4 separate regions of the Mus musculus genome follow, and regions 1, 2 and 3 are each linked to region 4. The links are chromatin loops, found by intact Hi-C in ENCODE. Cell type or tissue: heart. All regions are shown on one strand. Each heading gives the region's core, and the rest is flanking DNA. Links, peaks and the distances in the headings are about the cores only. Region 1 overlaps Pstpip1 (proline-serine-threonine phosphatase-interacting protein 1). Region 2 holds the start of Gm31586 (a long non-coding RNA gene). Region 3 has its middle 27 kb from the start of Gm31529. Region 4 overlaps Peak1 (pseudopodium-enriched atypical kinase 1).

Evidence for each region. Hi-C counts contacts between places; a loop is a spot of excess contacts. Peaks named below come from ENCODE experiments on the same cell type or tissue, not always from the same donor. Only the 100,000 strongest peaks of a DNase experiment are listed, where the experiment ranks them.
Region 1: it touches region 4 in a loop (6-fold over the local background); 7 of 42 quality-filtered maps call a loop at or near these places.
Region 2: a loop joins it to region 4, with 2.5 times the contacts of the local background. A loop is called at or near these places in 4 of 42 quality-filtered maps.
Region 3: it touches region 4 in a loop (6-fold over the local background); 34 of 42 quality-filtered maps call a loop at or near these places.

What each region holds. Positions count from the first base shown.
Region 1 is chr9:56,115,499-56,121,092 of GRCm38, forward strand. It overlaps Pstpip1 (proline-serine-threonine phosphatase-interacting protein 1), which reads left to right. Exons shown (of 15, transcript NM_011193.3): 4 at 4,803-4,837; 5 at 5,049-5,155. Among named protein-coding and RNA genes, the nearest start is that of Pstpip1, 28 kb to the left of the region's middle. In heart, for the core only: CTCF peaks have their summits at 1,100 (motif pointing left) and 3,177 (motif pointing right); a DNase peak (open chromatin) is centred at 3,283; H3K4me3 peaks cover 702 bases; H3K27ac peaks cover 994 bases.
Region 2 is chr9:56,794,876-56,800,469 of GRCm38, forward strand. It overlaps Gm31586 (a long non-coding RNA gene), which reads left to right and starts at 2,043. Exons shown (of 2, transcript XR_379478.3): 1 at 2,043-2,202; 2 at 2,641-3,532. It also overlaps a transcript of Lingo1 not described here. In heart, for the core only: a CTCF peak has its summit at 3,242 (motif pointing left); no DNase peak of the experiment used is centred there; H3K4me3 peaks cover 1,765 bases; H3K27ac peaks cover 329 bases; H3K27me3 peaks cover 4,827 bases.
Region 3 is chr9:56,550,433-56,556,026 of GRCm38, forward strand. No RefSeq gene overlaps it. Among named protein-coding and RNA genes, the nearest start is that of Gm31529, 27 kb to the right of the region's middle. In heart, for the core only: no CTCF peak of the experiment used is centred there; DNase peaks (open chromatin) are centred at 1,389, 2,089 and 2,529; H3K27ac peaks cover 2,096 bases.
Region 4 is chr9:56,198,311-56,203,808 of GRCm38, forward strand. It overlaps Peak1 (pseudopodium-enriched atypical kinase 1), which reads right to left. Exons shown (of 7, transcript NM_172924.3): 7 at 2,816-5,498. Among named protein-coding and RNA genes, the nearest start is that of Tspan3, 40 kb to the left of the region's middle. In heart, for the core only: a CTCF peak has its summit at 2,542 (motif pointing right); a DNase peak (open chromatin) is centred at 2,531.

The DNA.
Region 1 (5,594 bases), core at 411-5,410, 83 kb before region 4:
TCAGGCCACAATCTCCCGCCCATTGTAGAAGGATGGCTGCGGGGCTTGAGGCTCTGGGTCGGTCTTGCTTTTTTTCTTATAGAAGGCTAGAGGAACAGTGTTTGTCTGCCTTGTAGGAGTCCCAAGTCCCTGTCTGTGAAAGGAGATAGCTTGTAGTGACAGGCAAGATATGCTCAGTGAGCAGTGGGGTCTCTGGAGACTCACCTGTCCCACCCACCAGCCCCTCCGCACAGCAGATAAACTCTGCTGCTCACTCAGAGGTGTGGCTGGCTTCCTGAGCTGTTTCCTTCAGGCTGGCTAGTACTGAGGCCATGGGGGAAGCCACACAGTGAGCTGGGGAGCAGGACCCTAGGGTAGGCTTCATGCAAAGGGGTACCCCGGAGACAAGCAAACCCACAGGGGCAAGATAAAGTGACCAGAGCAGGCCAAGGTCTGAGCAGGAGAGCAGGGCTGTCTGGGGTTCCCCGAGGAGGAGGGGCATTCCTGTCTTAACTACCTGTAGACAAAGGCTCAAAGATATGACAACATCAGGCGCACTTAGAGCCCGTGTGCCTTACCTTTTCCCTCAGAGCTGTGCCCCCTGCAAGTCCTGCTGACCCCTGCACATAGGTGCATCCGGAAGTGATGTTGCTGTCCCATGTGGCACTGTGTAACTGTGGACCACGCATTTGTCATCAGCGCATGCCTTCAGTGAGCATTTATGGGATATCTGTTATATGTCATGGCCTGGACTGTCAAGGGAGTTTAAGAACTCAAACCACTGAGATGACCCCCTCCTGTAGCATTTTGCAGCAGACTCTCCCCAAGGCACTTCTTCCAAGAGGGCCTCCAGGTTTGCCTCACTGTCAAGAGCTTGGCTCAGACAGGGTCATCCTCTCCATGCCAACCTGGAGGGCTCTTTACAGTGTTGTTAGTCTTAGCGGTCTGGACCAGGTTCATTTTCTCTGACAGTTAAGAAATTAAAAGGCAGGGGCTGGAGAGATGGCTCAGAGGTTAAGAGCAATGGCTGTTCTTCCAGAGGTCCTGAGTTCAATTCCCAGCAACCACATGGTGGCTCACAACCATCTGTAATGGGATCTGATGCCCTCTTCTGGCCTGCAGGTGTACATGCAGGCAGAACACGATCACAAGTAAATCTTTCAATAAAAAGAAAGAAACGGCAGAAAAAATCTGGAACACAAGAAGTAGCAGCAGGCAAAACCTCAGACGTGGCAGACAGAATCAATTGCTACAGGGAAGCTTTTGTTAAGTACACACAGCAAGGCCAACAGAGAAATCCCATACAAAGCAGAGGAGGGTACTCAGGACCCAGGCTGGGAGCCTTAGGGACCTTTGTGGGGTCAGTTTAAACAAAGGGATGGCTGATAGGACCACAAGGTCCTGATCCACCTTGCTGGATGGTCTGCTAGCAGGGGTAGGGGGCACACTGGGAAGACAGAGCCCACCAGGCTGCACCTCCATTTAGGAGGAAGAGGCTGAACGTCTTCCTCCTCATCACCCATCTTTGAACCCCCATCTGGGACGCCCGCTCCTTGCCTACCCTGTTAGAGATCTGCCAAACACCTAGTCCCTCAGCAGGGAATGCAAGTGGATCCACAACACTTGTTCTAGTCGCTTGGGGGTGGGAAGTGTTGGTCCTTAGGAAAGGGCCTAGCTGGTGGCCATCCTCCAACACCCAGCTCCCTGGATTGAGGAGCTGTCCTCTCTGCCTACAAGACAGGGTAGCAGAGCTGAGTAAACAATGAGACAAAGGCCTGGGGGTGAAGTGACTTCGTGACTAGCCCACACTGAGAGAGCTCCACTGGCTACCTCCTCCTGTGCAGCCCTCAAACCAGCATTCCTGCCTCAGGCCTCACACTAGCTAGGGTCTCACAGGGTCCCCATAAATGACAGGAAGTTTTAGTCACACCTTAGAATGAGTTTTCTCACTCCTCACTCCTGTTACCGTAGTGAACCTGCCTGAGCCCCTGTGTGGCTTTTGGTGCATTGTAAGGACAGGCTAGGTATTTCAGGAGCTGTCATGATACCGCACACACCATGATCAGCCTTCCTGTCTGGTCCTCTGCTTCTGCCCAGACCCTCACCTTGCTCAAGAAGTAGTCACCTCCTCCCACTCTTCTTCTTGCCACACCAGGAGGGATGCTGTGGGTGCCTTGGAGAACAGAGTGGACCTTGGCCAATGTCCTGTGAGCCCCTCTGTGGTTACAGATGAGCAACATTAGCCCATGGGCACCTTAAAGCCCACCTGACCTTCACCCCTCCTAAACACAAGTGCTGAGATGGTCCCATCAGAGGAGATTTCATGTGTTTTATGATCTCTGCTCCACTGAGATCAGGGTGAAGGCATGTCTCCTAGTGAGGAGCAGTTATACTGTGAAACTAGACTTCAGCTAGAGTTTCCAGGTCTCCTGAGAGCCAAGCTACAGACTAGCAGGTTGTGTTGCACGTTTGCACATTGGTGATAAATGCCGAAAGTCAGAATCATTCTAACCTGTGGTCACCTTCCTCTGCAAGGCTAGCCTTGACATTTTATCTTTTAGGATTTGCATTTGTATGTCTGCTGTGCGGATGTGTGCAGGGGCCCGTGGAGGCCAGTGGTGATGGCTAGGGCTGGGGTTACAGGGCTGCGAGCCATCTGATGTGGGTGCAAGAACCAAATGTGCTCTTAACCCCTGAGCCATCGATAAGTGCAGCCCTTGGCCTTGAGGTTTTGCCTCTTACCACCTGGATGGCTTTTGGCCTCAGTGACTCAGTTTCCTTATCTGTAAATGGCTTGTGGGCCCGAGGCGGAAACCATTCAGGCTATCCTCATCCTGAGTGTGTCAGCACTGGAAGGTTAGGACTAAGTGGTCAGCGGTTGGTCACTGGCAGAGGCCTGCACATCTGCATATCTCATGGCTCCCAGGCTGTTGCTACTGCTCCATGGTCTTGTCAGGCAAGACACCTGGCAGTAACTAGGACCCCATAATCCTCCTTAGGGCCTGGATCTCCAGGGGTCCTCTCAGGTTGCCACTCCTCCTTGGCCTCAATGTCCCCAACTGTTCAGAGAGAAGAGGAAGCCCCCATGGAACATATTCATCCTACCCCGGAAGGAAGCACAGGCAGGTGGGCTTCCCTTACAGTTCACCCAGGGAATTGGTTATGTGACAGGTGCCACATGACTATATTACCACCAGGGGGCGGAAGAGCGCCCTGCAGAGAGGCAGTGAAAGCTTGCAACAAGGGCGCTACTTAGCTCTCGATGCTGAGCGTGGAGCAGGCTGTGCCACCATGCGTTTGCTTTTGTGTCCTTAAGAGACGTAGTACCCCTAAGCCCAAGCTGGGAGCGCAGAGGCACATCTCCCTCACATGCACGGCCTGATGTCACTCAGCTGCCGGAGAGGCTCTGGGAAAGGACGGAAGCTGGTGTAGCCAGGCAGAGACTCCTCCTACCTGAAGTTAAGGATGCCGCTTCTGGGAAGGCGCCACTGGAAAACTCTTCCAAAGTGCAACTGGGGTTAGAGGAAGACCTAGTTCGGCTGCTGGTGCCTGGGGGATGTCCTGGGGACTGGCGGAGTTTGCATATGTGTGAGTGTGACAGGCATGTTAAGCTCCTGACTTGCGCCAGGCTTCAACGATGCCTTATAGTGAGTGGACTATCATTCTCAAAACCACTTTGTGCTGCTAACTGCTCACCATAGAAGGGAAGTCAAGGCAGAGGGCCAGGTGGCTTGCCCAGGGTCACACAGTGAATAAGTGGTAGAGCCTGGCCATCTGGCTACAGGGTGTGCTGCTTTTGTGTGTGGAGACCGGAGTAAGAGGCCACCGCAGATTTCCTAGGTTGGTTCCCACACACACTATCTGCCCCCTCCTCTGAATGGAGCACATGCCTCTCGAGGGCCCTGCTCCTGAGAGCTTGGACTCGCGCTCACAGTTTCCGTATTGGCCCCAGGACTCCGATACCCACCGATAAACAGCAGTGTGTGCTGGCCGAGCCGGCATCTCTGCTTGGCCCTCAGCGCTACCATGCTCTGGGGTGAACAAGGCTGCCGGAGAGAATCCAGGGCGCCCAGTGTGCTGTTCAAGTAAACTGAGCAGAGTGGGGATTTCTGTGGGAAGGGGGTGGGAGCAGTTGGGACAGAGTCTTTTTTTTTTTTTTTTTTTTTTTTGGTCGCTTATGATGACCTTAAACTTGTGGCCTGTCTGCCTCTGCTGCCCAGGTGTCACCCCCACTTGCCCAGGGGCTTCCACTTTACCTGGCAGCCTCTCCTGCTTGAGCACTGTTCTAGCTCCCATACAGCCTCCTCCTTCCCCTCCCCTTGGTACCCAGCCTGAAGCAGATGCCATAGCTGTCCCTGGCTCTGTCCCTGCCCACCTCCCAGCCTTTCCTTATGCCTTCCATGCCACCTGCTGGAAAGAGCTATAAAGACCTTCCCCTGCGTCAGATTCATCCAGGCAATATTGAGTATAACCAGGTGCCTGCATGGGCGGAAGTCTCATAGAGGCTGGGAGCTTCCTGTGGACACACCCCTCTTCTCTGGGCTGCAAAGACATGGGGAGTGAGAAAGTGGGGGACAGAACTGCCGTAGCAAGGAGGCTTTCCCACCACAGCAAGGTTCCACTGCTTTTTAATTTACAAAGAAAACTGTTTTCTAGAATGTCAGTTGGGGGTTACATGAATGATGACCATGGCCAAAGGTCCCTTGCATCCATAGTAGTCAATATGGCTTAGGGCCCTCCCTCCAAAATAAAACACCATGGGTCAGGCAGGACGCCAGGCTCCTGCAGCATGCTGTCTACTGACCTAGACTTCTGTTTTGCAGTTCCCTGAGGACCTCCTTTGACTCCCTGAAGCAGCGTAAGTTCCAACCATCCCCACATGGGCAGCAGGGCCATTAGGGTCTCCTGGAAGACCCTTAGCCCTTGTATGGGGTGACTAAGTTAGGAGCTATGTGCTTGGGCTGTGGTCCAGCTCTGTGCCAGGCTGAAAGGCTGATGGAAGATGTGAGGGTGGGAGGTAGGGTGAGGGAGACAGACTGGTCCAAGCAGAGGCCACGCTGTCACCCTAGAAACAGAGAATGTGGGCAGTGCACACATCCAGCTGGCCCTGGCCCTGCGTGAGGAGCTGCGGAGCCTGGAGGAGTTCCGAGAGAGACAGAAAGAGCAGCGGAAGAAGGTGAGGGGGTGGGGAGGGCGAAGGAGGGGAGGTGGGGGACCCCCCCAGAGGCCACCCACTCACTGTTCTGGGGGCCAGTTGGGAAGCATGGCTTGATGAAGGGGGGAGAGTGTGTGTATGTTCTAGCTTGCTTTCCTGTTGCTGTGATAAACCCCTGACTTGGGAAGAAAGGTTTATCTTCTCAGGTCACACTCCATCACTGAGTGAAGTTAGGGCAGGAACCTAGAGGCAGGAACTGGAGCAGAACCGAGAGAAGGAATGTTTCCTGGCTTTGCTCCCAGCTCATGTTCAGCCCCGGTTTTCTCACATAGCCCAGGTCTACCACAGAGCTGCCAGGAGCCAGGAAGAGAAAGGGTGTGGAGCTTTTAGACGATCCTCCTTCATACTGTGTGATTAAGTATCCAACCTGAGTTGAGTGGCCCCTGGAAGCTGGCTCTGA
Region 2 (5,594 bases), core at 383-5,382, 600 kb after region 4:
GATACTGGCTGGCCCCTCCAAGTAACATCCAAGCTAAGATCAAGGCTTCAACGCCCAAAGGTTTGTACTTTGAATGCCAGGGGAAAGTGTATATGGGCTTCATCTGTACAGAAGAGAACTGGAAGGATTCAAGATCAATCAGCAGCCAAAAGTTGCTTCCTTGAGGAGGAAGAGCCTGTGCTGGAGATAAAGACTTAGCAAGGGAACTCTGGAATGTTTCCTGAAGCAGCCAGTACAGGCCCAGCAGAGACTCACCGGAAAGGGGATACACCGAGTGAGACAGGCTTGACATCAATGGCCAAAAGGTGGGATGGATATGCCCGGCTAGTGGGCCTGGTTATGCCCCTCCCATCAATCCCCAGCCTCTTGAGTGCTGGGCATCTAGTCCTCCAAGTAGCACAACTCAAACACAGTTGTTTCCATTGTCAGGTAGTTCCTTTCTTCCAGCAGCCAGTCCACCAAGCAGGATGCACCCAGGGACACACTCACGGTCACACATCTGCACCCTTCCCACTCCCGCACCTTCATGGTAGTTGCAAAGACATCTCTTGGCCCTTGTGGAGCTGTCAGTACGCGGTCCCGCCTGACCCTGGCAGGGTCACAGGAATCCTGTATGGGGACAACTCCAGGGGTACTGCTGGGCTTGATAGGCGTCCCAGAGATCCCATGGTTGACCTGATGCAGTGTCAGAGAGGCAACCTTCGACCCCTCAGGGGCCCAACAGAGCCCCCACCCGACTCTCCCTCTTGTTTTCTCCTCTTGAAAGAAAAGCCAAAGTTGTACCATTAAAGCACCTCCACCCCCACCGCCTCCAGGCCCACCACGCCCGGTAATTCCCCGCAAAGTTGCTCCAAGCCTGGATGATTTCCGAGCCAGGTGAGGGTTTGGTAGAGCTGCGCAGCAGGAGGGGAGCGCGGTCACGCTGAGGGGGGTGCTGAGCGTGCACGCCCGTCACGGACGCGCACTCGACACCCCACCCCCACGGCTGCCCCCGAGGTTCCAGCCCAATCAGAGGCTGCGCACGCGGCGCTGCCGGCGGGCTGACACCCTAGCTCCCCGCCTGCACCCCTGCGGCCCCAGCCCAGCCGCAGCATCCAGACCCAGCCACACTTACCATCAGAGCTAGTCGTCCGCGCGGGGCTCTGCTCTGGGCCGGCATCACCAGGCTGGGCTCGCCTCCGATCCCAGCTCCAGCTTGGGTTCTCGCTCCGCAGGGCTCAGCTCCGAGATGGTGGCAGCAGCAACCAACGAAGCAGAAAAGGCGTGTGTGTGTGTGTGTGTGTGTGTGTGTGTGTGTGTGTGTGTGTGTGTGCAAAAGAGTGTATGTGCACAAGAGAGCGCGCACGACGTGTGCGCGGCAGAGCCCCCGCGCTCCCCTGCGCGCCCGGCTCCTGCCTCCTGCTCTCCACGCTGCGATGCCAGCAGAATCCCTAACGCGCGCTCCCACCCGCCCGTGCGCTCACACTCGCGCACACCCGGGCGCGCACACACCCCCGCCGCTACACACCCGACTCTGCACTTTGGGTTCTCGCCCTCCTGGGGAGCTCATCAAGGTTCCCCGCTGCCACAACGACCTCTCCGCGAGACCCTTCCTGGGCCGACCGCGCCTCACGTTCCCCGCTGCTCCCAGAGGACACCCGGCGGGCGTTCCCGCTCCTCCGCTGTGCCCTGCCCCGTCGTGGCCGCGCTAACAACCCCAGCCCCGGGCCCAGCTACCCCACTCCTGCGGCTTCCCCCGCACTCCCGCCCACAGCCGTGTGCTCTTGATTCTTTCGGTCGCTGCTCTTGTCTTCCACCTGTCCCCGACCAGTCTCCGGCCTCTCCCGCTGCCTTTCCTTCTGCCTTGCCGCCGCCCTTTTCCGCGCCCACCTCCCCACTGCCCTGCACTGCCTCTCACATTTTCCGCATCACACCGAGCGCCGCCCGCCGCTCGCTGAGCCCAGGCTACGGGCGCACAGTGGGCGGCGAGGGTCCCCGCTGTCCCTCTGCTCTTGGCCTGAGCTAGGCTGATGGCGACGTCCCGCGCTAGCCTCGGCTGCGACTCACAGCGCTCATCTCGCCGGGACTTAAAGGCATAGTGCACACGGCTCTACCTGCCCCACCCGGGGCTCCGAGGAGAGCGGCCTCGCAGAGCACGAGCAAGCCCGGGCTGTGGTGCAGTTGGGGCCGGATCCGCGGGGCTCCAGTCCTCCGGGGCTGGAGGTGAGTCAAGGAGAAGGAGAACGGCCCAGATCACACCATCCAGGGGGCGCTCAGCGATTGTTGCTCTAAGCCTGAGGGCCAACAGGGATCTGGGGAGAGTGTAGGCTGGATTTCCAGGACTATGGGGCCCTGGGAGGAAGAATTTGGAAGATAGTTGTCCCGACATTAACCCATCCCAGCTGAAGACACCTGTTAAGCAGGAAGGGCAGGGCTCCTGGCCCAAGGTGGACTCCCCGTCTATGTGACCTTGGGCAGATGCTTACACTTCTTTGAGCCTCAGTTTACCTAAGAAAGACATGGGCTTCCATCATCTCTAGCGCCTTGTCTAGCTCTGATATGTTAGCTGCTCTGAGGACATCGGGGTGCTGGAGTCCAGCCTCTTCAGGTCCTGGTTGCCCTGTCTCTTGTTCTGACTCTTCTCCCATCTCATCCAAACAGGGGAAAGGCAAAAGTGAGCAGAACCGGAATCTACTACGCTACAGCACTCTACAAAACAGCATCTCCCTGGACTTTCCTGTTCATGGCTCCTGCAGCCCAATTCTGCAGAGTATTGTTGATTTCACCCAGCTGGTCCCTAGGCATCTAATTTGTTGCCCCCAACTTGTGCTAGGTGCAGTAGTATCAGACACTTCCATCAAACAGAAAACGAGGAAGCAGGTGGTATAATAGAACTGTTGGGGTGGCAGGAGAGCCCAGGCAGCTTCCTGGAGGAGGTGGTGGTGAATCCATCAGAGCGTGAGCTGGAGGTGGCCAGGCGAAAAGGGAGACCAGACGGGGAGGAATAGAAATCTCGTTCAGAAAGAAACCTAAGGGAAGACCAGGAAGTGGGAAATAAGGAATGCTGTGTGTGTTATTGAGAAACTTTGTATTGAGTTTCAATTCTGGGGCAGCAGCAAGACAGCTTTGCTCGATCTAGGTAGGAGTCCGGTTCTCACCTCCCACCTTAAACTGCCTTTGCAGGAAGGCGCTTCTCTTGCTTAAGCTCTCTCCAGCCTCTGGTCCCATTTCTGCAGCCTAATGAAGCACAGCCTCCCCCTGCTGACAGGAGCTGGAAGTGGGAGAAGCCCAGACTGGGCTCTGCCAGGATGCGACCTGGATACTCTCAAGTTCATTATCATGAAGTTGCCCATCCCTCCAACCCCCTTTCCCCCTGCCCCAGCCCAGGTAGTAGCAACGCCCCTTTAATCCCAGCATTCAGTAGGCAGAGGCAGGAGAAACTCTTGAGTTTGAGGCCAGCCTGATCTATGAATCGAGTTCCAAATGGGGGTGGGGGATGGGGACCTAAGGGAAATAACACAGAAGAGTAAGAGTAAATCAGACCACAGTGGCATTTGCCCTCTGTCTTTTTCCTTTCCTGTCTCTAAGCCTGGCTCTGTGGCCCCTCCTAAAGTCCCTTCCTGTCTCCATTTTCTCCTTCTCTGGCCCCTTTTCCTCTTCCTTCCCATCAGACTTCCCAGAGCCCCCAGGGAGATGAGCTCATGACTGCTGGCTCTGGCTCCACACACCTCCTGAGGAGTCACCCAGGGCATCCAGGTGGCCCAAGGGAAGCAAACAGAGACAAACAGCCATTTCCCAGGGGCCCTGCAATCCAAGCAGAGAAACAGCTTGTGTCCCCATCCATTTATCCTACTTCTCCTGTCCTGGAAACCACAGACGTTTATGTATAAGCTTAGGAATCATTGCTTCCTGCTTTGCAATGCAATCCCCACATCTAACACACTTTCTCTAGCTTTTACTTCCCCCTGAAATGCGGGAACAAGGTGGCCCATCAGGAACTAGGCACCTAAGTCTAGTTCTGTTATTCTTCCTTGGTATATCCAAGTCTAGTCCTGCCCCTCCCTCCAGGAGTTCTGTGGGTGTCTTACCAAGGTCCAATCACTGCTTCCACCCACCTCCAGTAAAGGACAACGTGGCTGTGTTTCTGACACAGTCGTCAAGCAAGGGCCAGCCTGGGCTGGCAACACCTACAGGCAATCAATCCCAGGAAGGAGCGAATAGTTACCACCTGCTACGACCCATGAAGATTGGGTCTGGAACCCTGACTACCGGCAGCAAGGGAATGAAAAAAGAACAGACCCACAGGTAGGTGGACACAGGAAAGCTAAGGACAAATGGGGTGTGTGCGTGCTCTGACGCACACATTACCACAGTGAGCAGAAGAGTTCACTATGCACAATGCAGAGCCAGGACTTAGCTGGTCACCGTCGAAGGTCTCTGCAGGTGAGCAGTCTTGGGCTGTAATCATCCAGGACGTGGAGCAGCAATTGCTGCTTTTGTATACACTGGACACTTGTTGTCCCTTGGACCAGGAGGAAGGCTTTGCCAGCCCTCTGAGCCTCACCCAGGGGAGACTTTGCTACTTCCACCAGGCTGAAACATTAAGGTTTTTGACATGGCTCAACCTACGTCAACAATGCGCAGTCACCCAATACTTCACTTCCTTCGGGCGGCTTCTGCTCTCCGCACTCAAGCACTCCACAAGCCTCTGTTTCCTGGGTCAAAGAAAATGGTGAAGTTCAGAGGGTTCAGAGAAATATCACAGCAAGCTAGGCTGTCTACCCTGTGTTTATAAATGCATGGCACTTTCCCATCCCCAAGTCTTTACCCACTTATCTGTCCCCACCACCAAAAGCCCTTCTGTCCCTCAGCAACCTCTTCCATCACTCCCGTTTTAATCTATGCTTAACACACGATGCACAGGAGTCTCCTATCACTTCAAATCCTGACTCTAGTCCCAGGGTGAAGAAAAGAACAAAGCTCAGCAAGATTCGAACTGAGAGCCTGTATTTACCATTCTTTCTGGGAACATGTATTGAGGACATATCCAGCAACCCTAGTGTGGAAAGAAAGGGATGTAAACCATCATCCAGGAAAAAAATAGATCTGAAAAGCTAAGCATTAAGTGGAGGACTGGGGCAGGGGAAGCTCACATGGTTTGGCAAATCGGGAGAGACATCTAGTCTTAGTGTTTGACCTAGAACCAAAGGGTTGAATAGACATTAACTCATAGAAGTTGTGGACCCCCACCCCAGAGAGAGCGCAGCATATGCAAAGGCCCTGTGGTGAGAAGACAAAGAGAGAAGCCATGTGACCAGAGCATAGCAAGGAAATGGAATTGGAGATGGAGCTACCTGTAATGTGAGGCCAAGGCAATAGGTTCTAGTGGGCTGTGTTGGGAGTTGGCTTTTCAGCCTTGAGGCTCTGAGCGACCCTGGAAGTTCAAAGCAAGGGAGGATGAGCCCGCTTTCCAACTGTTTTTGATACCACAACTCTGCTCCCTGCAGTCAGCAACCACTTTTCTTGAGGCCCAGGGCCTGGCACAAGGCAAGGCATATTCAGAAACTTGGGCTTTGTAGCTGAGCTGACAATTCAAGGGACCAGGAGAGCTTGGC
Region 3 (5,594 bases), core at 149-5,148, 350 kb after region 4:
CACTTAGCCAGCTGTCTCTAAGCCTTGGTTTGCAGACCTGGAAGATGGTAGCATCTGTCCCTCTCTGCTTTGTAGCAACCACCAGGGGGGAAAGTCTCTTAACAAGAGACCCTTCCCTGTATATGACTTAAGTGTTGTAATAAAAGACAAGATTGTTTGCATAGTTCTATAGATAACAGAGACTGAAGTGGGAAAGGTAGGGGCATGACCAAACCCTCAGAGGACTAGCCTTTGGTTTGTGTCCCCTAAGTCTCTCTTCACAACTCTGTCCTTTCCTGGATCCTAGCAGGTAGGACAGCTGACTTGCTGGGGCCCAGGCTGGAGTCCCATATGGCCCTGTGCTGTGTCAAGCATGATTCTTCAGCCCCAGCTCCTCAGAAAGCTCTTGAATTCTAAAGACCCATAGGCATTGTGGACCTGAAAGTGAGATCAGCTGTGGAAATACCTGCCCTAAGTCACACACACACACACACACACACACACACACACACACACACACACCATATACCTATACCATAACATACACACACACACACACACACACACTACATACCACCCTCCCACAACCCCTCACACCACAACACTCACACAAATATCATACACACACACACACCATACCATACCACCCCTCTGCACAAAATGCCATACCCCTTCCCTACCACCACCCCACACATGTACCCCATATACCATACCCCTCCCTCCTCATCATACACACACACACACACACACACACACACACACACACACACACTTCTTCTTTTTCTTTTTCTTTTTTTCTTTTCTTTTTTGGTTTTTCGAGACAAGATTTTTCTGTATAGCCCTGGCTGTCATGGAACTCACTCTGTAGACCAGGCTGGCCTCGAACTCAGAAATCTGCCTGCCTCTCCTCCCAAGTGCTGGGATTAAAGGCATGCACTACCACTGCCTGGCTAGACACACATGAGAATGCATACACATACCACGCACTACCCTCCCACAACCCCTCACATAACAACACCCCCCAAAATACCATACACACACACACACACACACACACACACACACACACCACACCACTCCCCCACCATATACCATACTCTTTCCCTATCACCACACCACACCACACACATACCCCATGTAGCATAACCCTCCTTTACCACACCAACCGCCCCCCACAACACACACACCCTACGCGTGTCCCACCCTCTTCCTGGGTTCCTGGCTGTGTGCTCCCCCTTTCACCCCCAAGCCTGCCGGGCTTGGATCTGCTGCCCTCCTCAGCATCTGGTTCCTCCTCAGGATGTAATGCTGTTGCCCCTAGCAACCGAGTTTCAGCCTGATCCTCTTCCCTCCTCCCTCTTTCTGGACCTCTGCTTTCTTCCTCCCTTCCCCCAACCTCAGAGCCAGTGCCCAGACCCAGAACTCTCCCAGAAGATCATGTGCCAGCTTAGTGACCAGCGAAGCTCTCTGATCTTCCCAGTTTGCTAAGCAACTGATGACCACGGTCAGTACTCTACCTGCCTGGCTGACTTGGAACTAAGGTAGCTGAAGACTAGTGCTGGAGGCACGAGGGGTGTCCTAGACTTGCAAGTGGGGCTCTCTGCACACCCAGGCACAGAGTCAGCAACTAGAGAGAAGGCGGTTGACTCCAGAGATAAGAGAGTTCCCCGGCCAGGAGGTATGCAAGAAGAGGCTATCTAATGAGGATGGTGCTGGTATGGCTCAGGGCATTAAGACAGGCAGCCCTCACATGCCTGGCTGTCCCTTTCAGCCATAGTTTTTTGTTTTGGGTTTTTTTTTCTCTTCCTGTCTCCACAGTCCCTTCTTTCTCTACTCTCTCGCCTCCCAGATGAGTCGCAGAGAGGACAGCTTAGGGAGAGGCTCTTGGAGAAAATGACATCATCAACTTCAGGGTAAGCCCAAGGCTGGGAGCAGGGAGACATAGCAGGACATAGCAAGACAGTGGCCACCAGACCCAGCACTTTCCTGCCTCGCTCCTTTCTTTTCCAGACACCCATAGCTACCCTGCTGCCCTGCCCTACTCTCTCCCACTCGGGCCTCCTGAATGGCCTGTGGTGTCCAATCTGCCTGTACCCCTCTCAGCCTCCTCATACTCTTGCCCGGGTCCCTGCACTGCTTCTCCCTCTCCTGCGGGATGCACTGCCCTGCCTTTCACCAGGATTCATCTGAGAGGTGCCTCCTCCAGGAAGCCTCCCTTGACTGTCCAGGTTGCTTGGGGTATGCCTCTGCTGACCTTCTGTCCTAAGCTGTTTGTCAGCTTTCTCATCCTGCCCAGTGGTTACTGTTTGGTTACAAGTTTCTCCTGATGGCCCCCGGAAGGTCTTCTTCAGGCCAGGAATTTTGTGTCCATGTTTATTAACAAATACTAAACAAGACTAGTATAACAACACCCTTCCTCTCTCTGGGTCTGTTTCCCCATCTGGAATGTGAGGGAGACAGGCCAGGGCAGGCTCCTATTGAATAGCCAAAACCAAGCTGTTAGCAGGGTCAGAGACCATCTGACTCAGCTTCCTGTCCAAGTCACAGGACTGAGCAATGGGACCTTGAGCAGTGAGTGACAAACACAGGAGCTATGGGGTCTGGTACAGACTGAGCCAGTCCAGCCCTCGCTCTGGGGTCCCTGGGGCTCTGCTGCCCTCCAGTGGCTGGAGGCCCCTGGGCACTTAGAAGCCTTGGTTTCTGACTATCCCACATACATCTAAAGTATCATAGGGCATATGGTGGGGCAGGGGCATGTCGTTGTCACCCAGAAAGTTAGGAGCAGTTACCAAAGCAGACCTTGGGGATCCCACACCCCAGCACTTCCAGACTCTGAATGGGGCATCGTTGTTTGTCAAGAGTCAAGCCTTGGTGTGGGGGTGGGGGGTCTCCGCACCTGTCACCTCAACTTTGTCATATGGTAGCCTTTCTCTGACAGCCATCGTTCTCAGCACAGACTTCGCTGACCCTTTGTCTAGTGCTCTTCGGCTCCTGCTCAGGGTCCTTCCAGCTTCAGTAAACAGTGTTGGGGGGTTGAAGGGTGCCTTAGTCCCCTCCCTCCTTAATTAATAAAATACTTAAAATAATGGCAGCCGTCATGATTGATGGACAGGGCCTAGCTAATTACCCTGGAGATTAAAATGACTGTTTCTGTTTAAAAAGGCTGCAAATGAGTTAATTATTTCCTTTGCTCACCTCTCTAACCTTGTTACACTTCTAAATGAATAGCAATATTGATCTTGGAACTGATTTTGGTGTTCCACCGCCCGAGCGGGTTTAATTAGGGTTTGAGCACACTGCAGCGCCTCCTCCTTCTGACCGGGGAAATTAGCCTTGGGTTTTACTTACATTTCATAGCCGTGTCCTCCACACAAACAGAAGGGCTGCAACATGGCAGTCGACGCCTGCCAGCTCGCCGGCTTGGCGCTGCCCTGGCTCTCAGTTCTGCTCTGTCCAGAGAGGCCAGCGCTGACCCTTGCCTGTGATCTCTTGCAACGTTCTGCAGGAAGGCCCTTGGGAGTGGCTCATTTTTGTCTCCTCTGTCACACCTGCAGGCCTGCAGGCTTGGATGTGACAGGGAAGGGTCCAGTATGGCTTGGTGAGGTGGGGGCAGGTCTGAGACCTAGAGCTGTCATGGTTACACAGCTCTGGACCTTGATGGCAACCGAGCTGAATAAACAGTTCTTTGTCCCTGCTCAGCTCTTCCTCACAAGCCCAAGACCCCTGTCGTCCATCCTCACCTCGGCCTCCCTCCGAGTCTCTGCTCTTCATCTGCTGCTGGAGCAGAGGCTACCAGCCCAGAGCAGGAGACCAGCATGCCAAGCCTGGATTAATTGCTGGCATATGGGTGACCTTGAGCTAGTCAGGTGACCTTGAGCTAGTCTGGCATCCCTCCTCTGAATCTGGCCATCTGTTTCCTGTCACTTCCTCTCACCTCCCCCAGCATGAGCCTTCAAGGGCACACAGGTGGGAGCTGGGCACTGATGGGGGCGGAGAGAGATCAGGGAGGACGTGCTGCAGGGATCCAGGACTGGAGTCTATTCCGGCTCCACCTTGTTTGAAATGAAGCCCTCCCCAGCTATGTGCCCCTTTGCCATGGCCAAATCTACCTTCAGCCTGGCTTCTTCACTGCCCCAACCCTAACTCTCTCCTCTCCTTCTGATGGTTGATGTCTCTGGCTAAAGAATTACCACTGAGGCCATCTGCAACCTAGAGATGCCAGAAAGATGGAGTGTGGGCAGGGAATAAGCCTGCCTCCAGTGCCTCCTGTGCCTCCCCCTACTCCTGCGCCTCCTCGTCTGCCTCTGGCTCTGTGCTACACTGTTTCCCTCTCTCCTGGATCTTTCACAGCTACACTGGTCTCTTGAACCTTAAGGACTGGATTGAAAAAAAAAAAAGAACAAAATCATTTATTTGCAGAAGATTGGTTAGGACTGGAAATCATGATGTTAAGTGAAATAAGCTTTATGCAGGAAGAGAAAAAGAGAGTGTCACACATGTTTTCTCCTTGTGGAGTCTACACATCTCTATATGTACATGTACATACATATGCACACACATACATATATATTCACCTACATATACACATACATGTACATACACACACATATATATATACATATATATATATATATATACATGTATATTCACCTACACATACATATACATTCCTTTTTTTTTTTTTTTTTTTTAGTTTTTTGAGACAGGGTTTCTCTGCATAGTCCTGACTGTCCTGGAACTCAAAAATCTGCCTACCTCTGCCTCCTGAGTGCTGGGATTAAAGGTGTGCGCCACCACCGCCCCGCACATATACATTCCTATAGATATGTATATGACATGAGTGGAAGGGGAACAAGTTGGGAAGAGGAAGGGGACCAACAGATAGGAAAAATGGAGAACAAATGAAAAGGGGGTAAATATTACCTCCATGTATGATATGAGACCAATTATTTTATACATTCAATATTCAGTAATGGAATGATTGAGATAAAAAGCCTCAGAGCATATCTTGAAGCTTTACCCTCCCTCCTCTCCCTCATCTTCTTGCTTTGCATCCCTGCCCACCCTCCCTTGGGGAGGCCCCTTCCTCAGGGCTGTGGAGACCTTGTGTCCCAGGTAGCTGATTTAGGTTAGTTCTCTTTGGGTCCCTCCAGGGGTGGTCAGATGGACACTTGGGAAAAGGGGCTCTGGCTGTGGTTCAGAGCCCAGCAGGGGAAGACAATGGTGAACGGAGCCTGTGAGGCAGCAGCTGAGTCTAAGAACATATTCAGACCTGCTGCAGAAGCGTGCAGGAAGGCCTTGTGGGGAGGGCTGCGAGGCCATTTTCAAGTTGGACCATCAGGTGCCTTTGGTTGATACTGGTGATGTCAGGGAGAAGCAGGTTTCCAGGGAGCGTTCAGTCTGCAGTTGAGGCCGAGATGTCTGTCTTCAGGGACATCCAGGAGTAATGAGATTGAAGAAGGTAGGGGATTTGCCCAAACTGCCTTACCCATTTGTGGTCTCTTCTTTTTGGACACGGGTGGTCTGTATTGCTGGGAGGCTGTTAGTGACTTCACGCAAGAATCTATTAGAGGGGCTGGTTATGATGTGCTGATGAAGGTCAGACAGCCAGCAGC
Region 4 (5,498 bases), core at 499-5,498:
ACCTCTTCCTTCCCTCTCTCTCTGCCATGCCAAGGAGCCTTGGTTGCCAGTGCATCACCGTGAATACCTATCCATTGGAACAAAACCAGGCTACAAGATAAAGGCTTATAATACACTGGTTAGCAAGTTGGCCAAGCTTTGACCCTGTCGGAGTTGGGATCAGCACATGGCACCAATAAGCAGAAAACTGAAAACAAACCGAAAAGTTTCCTTTAAGCCTCTCCAATGCCCTCAGGGCACCTTCCCCGTTCTCCTAGTTTTTCCTGTTCTGGTGTCCTGGAGGCACAGCTGGCAGCAGCGAGGTGGATGAGAAAGCTCCACACACAAGATCGTGCAGCTTTCGGTTCAAATCACTGTTAACAATGCAAAGGGGCGAATCTCTCATCTGAGAAATGATGGAACCGTCATATGGGTGGTTGGGAACACATCAATCCAGCAGGCTGTGTGTGTGTGTGCACCTGCATGAAACTGTTAATTCTGAGGTGCAGGTTGGGGCTCTTTGGAACAGTGTACCTCTGTATATTGTTCTTGGAAGTGGCTACTTGTCCTGTCTTTGGGAGGCCAAAGAGGAAGAAGAGTCTGTGAGAGAAGCCAAGCTCAGACCCTCCTGCTATGGAGGGAGAGGTGCCCACGGCCAGACTCTGTGCTAGCATCAGGTGGCATCTGTGGTACCAGGCAGGTTAAGACTGGGGAGAGATGATCCTCTATGGCTGCTGGAGTCTGAATGGATCAAAATGGGAGTGGGGGTGGGGTTGGATTTGCGGTTCAAGAGCTGGGGTGCGGGAGGAAAGGGAGAAGAGAGAACAGGAGACAAAAGGGCAGAAAGCAGGTTTGAAGACACGGAGGGAGAAGTTAGACATCCATGTCCTACACTTCCAGACAGTGGGGCAAAGAAAGTGAGCGCGATCATGGATCTCCTGGAGCTGGACTTACAGGTGCTTGTGATCCAACTAACATGGGAGCCACATCTGGGTCCTTTTCAAGAGTAAATGCTCTTAACCCATATTCATCTCTCCAGCACTGCCTGGAGGTTTTGGCTCTCCCTTTGATTCTGGCTCAAGCCTGGATTAGCAGTGGGTGGTGGGGACTGACATATAGGAGGCCCCTGTACTGTGCCCTGCCTCCACAGGTGAATTTCCTTCCTCTCTAGAGGTTCCTAGATGCTTTGCTTATAGATTTCCCAGAGGCCTCCAGTTTTGCTATTTTAAAAGATAAATGTTATTCTCATTGTGTTATAGCCATGTTATCCTGAAGCTTTTATTTTAAAATTATGTGCTATATATGTCTGTGTGTGTGGGCACTGGGAGATGGAGTTCCAGGCAGTTGTGAACTACCTGACATGGGCACTGGGTACCTAACTCTGGTCCCGCACAAGAACAATATGAACAGTGTTAACTGGAGATCATTCTTCACTCTGGGGTCATTTTTTCATTCCTGATCCCCTGGTTCTTAGGCGGAGACTAAAGGTCCCCATGCTTTCCAGCAGCTTTCAGAGGCTTCAGTGGCTTCCAGAGGACACAGGAACCATCAATTACTGGACTGAGGGTACACATAGAGAGGGTTATCTGGTACTGAAATCCCTGTCATACTCAGACAACCTGTTTGCTCTTAAAAGTGTTTTGCACATTTGAGTTGGAGCTTAGCAACCAGCCCCTCTTCAAGCCTTGCCCAGTGTGAAATTCAATTTTTAAGTTTTAGCCATAATTGCTGTGAGCTGCCTTTAATGACAACTTGTGATCTGCCAACTGCTGCTCTTGGCTCCTAAGGTGCTAATGAAACTCCTTCCCTGGAGGAATGCAGTCTCACTTAGAGGGAAGCCTCCTGGTTGGGCTGGGGAGAGCGCACATGTAGGGGTGGCAGGGCTGCAGAGACTTGCGTATTCCAGGTAGGAAAGAAATCAGCTTCCCCATAGCATGGGTTGAAAAGTGACTCTGCAGGAATGCTGATGACAAGGGTCCATCTCCTCTAGCTGACCCTTGTCTCCCTAAACTCAGGTTAAGCCAACCATGACTGGCCTACACCTCCAGAGCCCATAATCTTTTAAGTCCCCAGAGTGGCTACTCATATAGCACTAGTGTTGGGCAGTTACACAATCATCGTACCACATTCTCTGTGACCTACACTGCTCAAGCCCAGGCTGTATGCAAAGCCTGGGCAACATCTGGTCAGTTTGTTAACTCTTCCTCCTGGATGCAGGAAACACGCTTAGAGTACACATTCATATGGAGTTTGTACCTCAGCAACATAAAACCCAAGCCTGGAAACTACCTTTCTGAGAGAACTTAAGAAAAATGTTAGCAGCATTTTTCACTGCTCACTGCCGTCTTTTTGCCTAAACCAGATGGGCTCCTTTTTTGTTACCTGTCGGCTGCCTCTGGAAGGATGTCTCCTGTGACAAATGTACCTTAAGGGCAGGCCTGATTTTGTAGATGATGGTGTACAGGCTTGTCTCCGCAGCCTGACTTCCTGCTGGAGGAGTCAGTTAAATCAGCTGCCGCCAAGCCTCTCTAACCAGGCAGTCTGCAGTGTCTGGACACCAGGGGGCGATCTTACCCAGCAAACCTGAGGAGTTAGCCACTTGCTCTTGGAGCCCCCCTTTTCTCAAATTACAGAGGCACTGAAGAGAAAAGAGTCTGTCGGTAAGAAATGGAGTCCAGAGGGCAGAGGGCATGCTGGCGAAAAGCTACCTACTGTAGCCTGTTTTAAGAACAGGAAGGCATCTTGGGAATGAATACGAGAGCTGCATCTACAGTTAGACCCACGCCAGCACGCCTCTATGGACAAGCCACCGGAAGGACATGCACTTCAAGTCTGGTTTTTAGTGTATATTAAACAGAATTTATTTACACAGTAACGTGAGGCCACAGAATACACAGCAAAGTACCACAGCAAACCAAAGGGAGGCGCCACTGGTGACACAGGGACCTGTTATTGATTCATACAATTGTAAAAATACGAGAGGAGATGGGTAAAGGGCCGAAGGAAGAGAAACAAGATTTCCCAAAGCAGAATGAGGGCAGTGCCATGGAGAATTAGTGATATTAGAATAAGGACTGTCATGATTCAATTCACTGAGACAGGTGACATCTTGCTTCTGCCTCCACCTCCCAACAAAATGCCCTCTGTGTCATGAACAGAAAACCCAGCCCAGTGTCTATACACACCGCTCTCCAGAACTGGTCAGGGATGGGAAATAAGGAAGGAACAACTTGAGTAGGCTTCCTGAAGCTGTGTGGTTTAATCTTTCAACAACACTACATTGAAGCCATAGGGCTGGCTCGACATTCAAGTTACCAAGAGTGCAGACACACAGACTTGCCACAAACCAACAGGCAAAGTGGATTTTCTGTACCACAACAATGTTCATAGCAAAATATATAACTCTGCGATTCTGCTGGGTTAAAAAAAAATCCCAACCTCTTTTGATTCCCTGAAACTTTCTTGATTTAAAAAACCATGGGATGGGTGAGATGGGATGGGAAGCAGGGACAGGGACAGACATAGAGGCTGCTGAAGGGGGAATGTATAAAGGACGCTCAGAATGCAGACCCCTGTGGCCCATCTGCATGGGCAAAACGTCCAGTGGCAGCTGATGCAGAAGTCTCTAATTTAAAACAGCTGCAGGGGTAGGTGTGTAACAGCTGTATAGCACCTTAGACAGTCTGGGTACTTACATGTTAGATGATGGGGATGCTGAGTGAGAGTCATTTTTGTGGGGAGGTTCATAAAATGGTACAGTGGGTTAAGAAAATTTCCCAAGAGTTCTTTAAACAAATCTCTTGACAGCACCTCTTTTTAGGAAAAAAAAAAATCACCATAAACCCAAGCTTTGATATTACAGATGCGGTGCTCCCGTGCATAAGGTCTGGCACTAGCCAGGTGTGGTGAGAGTGCGCCGGTTAAAAGCTCCTTCTTAAGATAGCAGAGAATTTTTTTTTTTTTGCCATCTGCTCTGGCTGCTGCCGCTCCCTACACCTTTTCTTCTGACGTACAAACGGCCTGCGTGAAACTAACTAACAGAGAACCCTTCTTTTTATTTTATTTTACTGGTTTGGGGATGGACTTACCCGTTGAACACCTTGACCATGGAATGTTTGCAAACCCTTCCTCTGGCATCTGTCACAGCTCACCCCGTCATCTGAGAAGCAGCAGGATGAGGAAGGCTTGTTTTCTTTGGTATAACCTGTCTAGGGTCCTGCATTATGGCTCTTCTGACTTCCCTTGGGGCATTGGCTTTGGTCCATGGCGTCCCCACCTGTGCACCGCTGTGAGCATGAGCGGATGGACTTCGGTGCACTTGGGTTTGTCTCAGCGCAGCACTTTGGGTCTCTCAGAAAATGAGCTTCAATGAGGTAAATCTAATAACCCAGTTTTATGGGCAGCCATTCTGTTTAGTTACGAGGCTGGACCAGAATCCCAATCCTTATCCACTAGTGAGAGAAATAACAAGCATGCCAGAGCTGGCCCAGAGAGCCGAGTTCTGTCCTGTTTCCCACTGTGTGGATGCTTTATAAGCCTAGAATTACTTAGAATATAATGAAGCTTCCTAAATCCATCCCAGTTTCTGAGACTAGCCTGCATCTTTTCAGATCACTCTAGGTAAAGGCTTTGGGAAATCCTCACTGTAGGTTACCAGCTAATATTTGCTGATTTCCCAATACTGGATAAATCAAACTTGGAAAGCTTGCATGACCCACTACTGAGTGGGCTTCAAGATTGTGCATGGGGATTTTGATGGCTGAGGCTTTGCTCCTAGAGGCATGGCTTCCCAGAGCTTTAGAGTCCCATCTTCATGAACACCCTGAGCTCAGAGGCAGAAAAGGCTCCTCTAGCATGACGAAGGAAGGCTGCGCTGACTAGTTCTTGAGGGTTTCTCCTTGGCCCTCAGCACCAGCGGTGAGGGGCACTCACTCCCCCATGACCTTATCCAGTCCATGTCCTGAGAACAACCCCTGAAGCCCTCTGCTATCCGTGTGCCTTCCAATCTAACTCGGCCCTGGGGTTGGTGATTTTCAGGAACTTCATGGCCTACTCCACATGTCTATTTGATTGTTCATTTGCTCATCAGCTGCTGTCCTTTATGGTGATCTTTTGCACACTACGTGGTTGCATGCATTCCCCAAGAGCTGTCTGGGGCACGGGGGGCTATTCTCTCCATGGCTAGGTTACTATGCTAACAAGGCACTCTGAGGGACAGCGATTCTTGCTCTTGCCTGCTCTCGCCACAGTCCTGTTTCTCTAGCACCTACATGTGCCGAGAGAGAGACTGTCCATGTGGCTTAAGGGAAAGTTCCAGTGGGGCTTAGTTGTTCAAACTCTCAACAGAAATGGAAGAATCTATGGCATAGACTTTAATAGAAAAGAAAAAAAGAATCCAGTCAATACAGATGTTACTTGTGAAAACTTCAAGTGCTATACTAGTAACACTCCCAAATTCATAATATATGTATATATAAAATGTGTGTGTGTGGCTGCAGAGGGGAGGGTTTCCTTCCAGT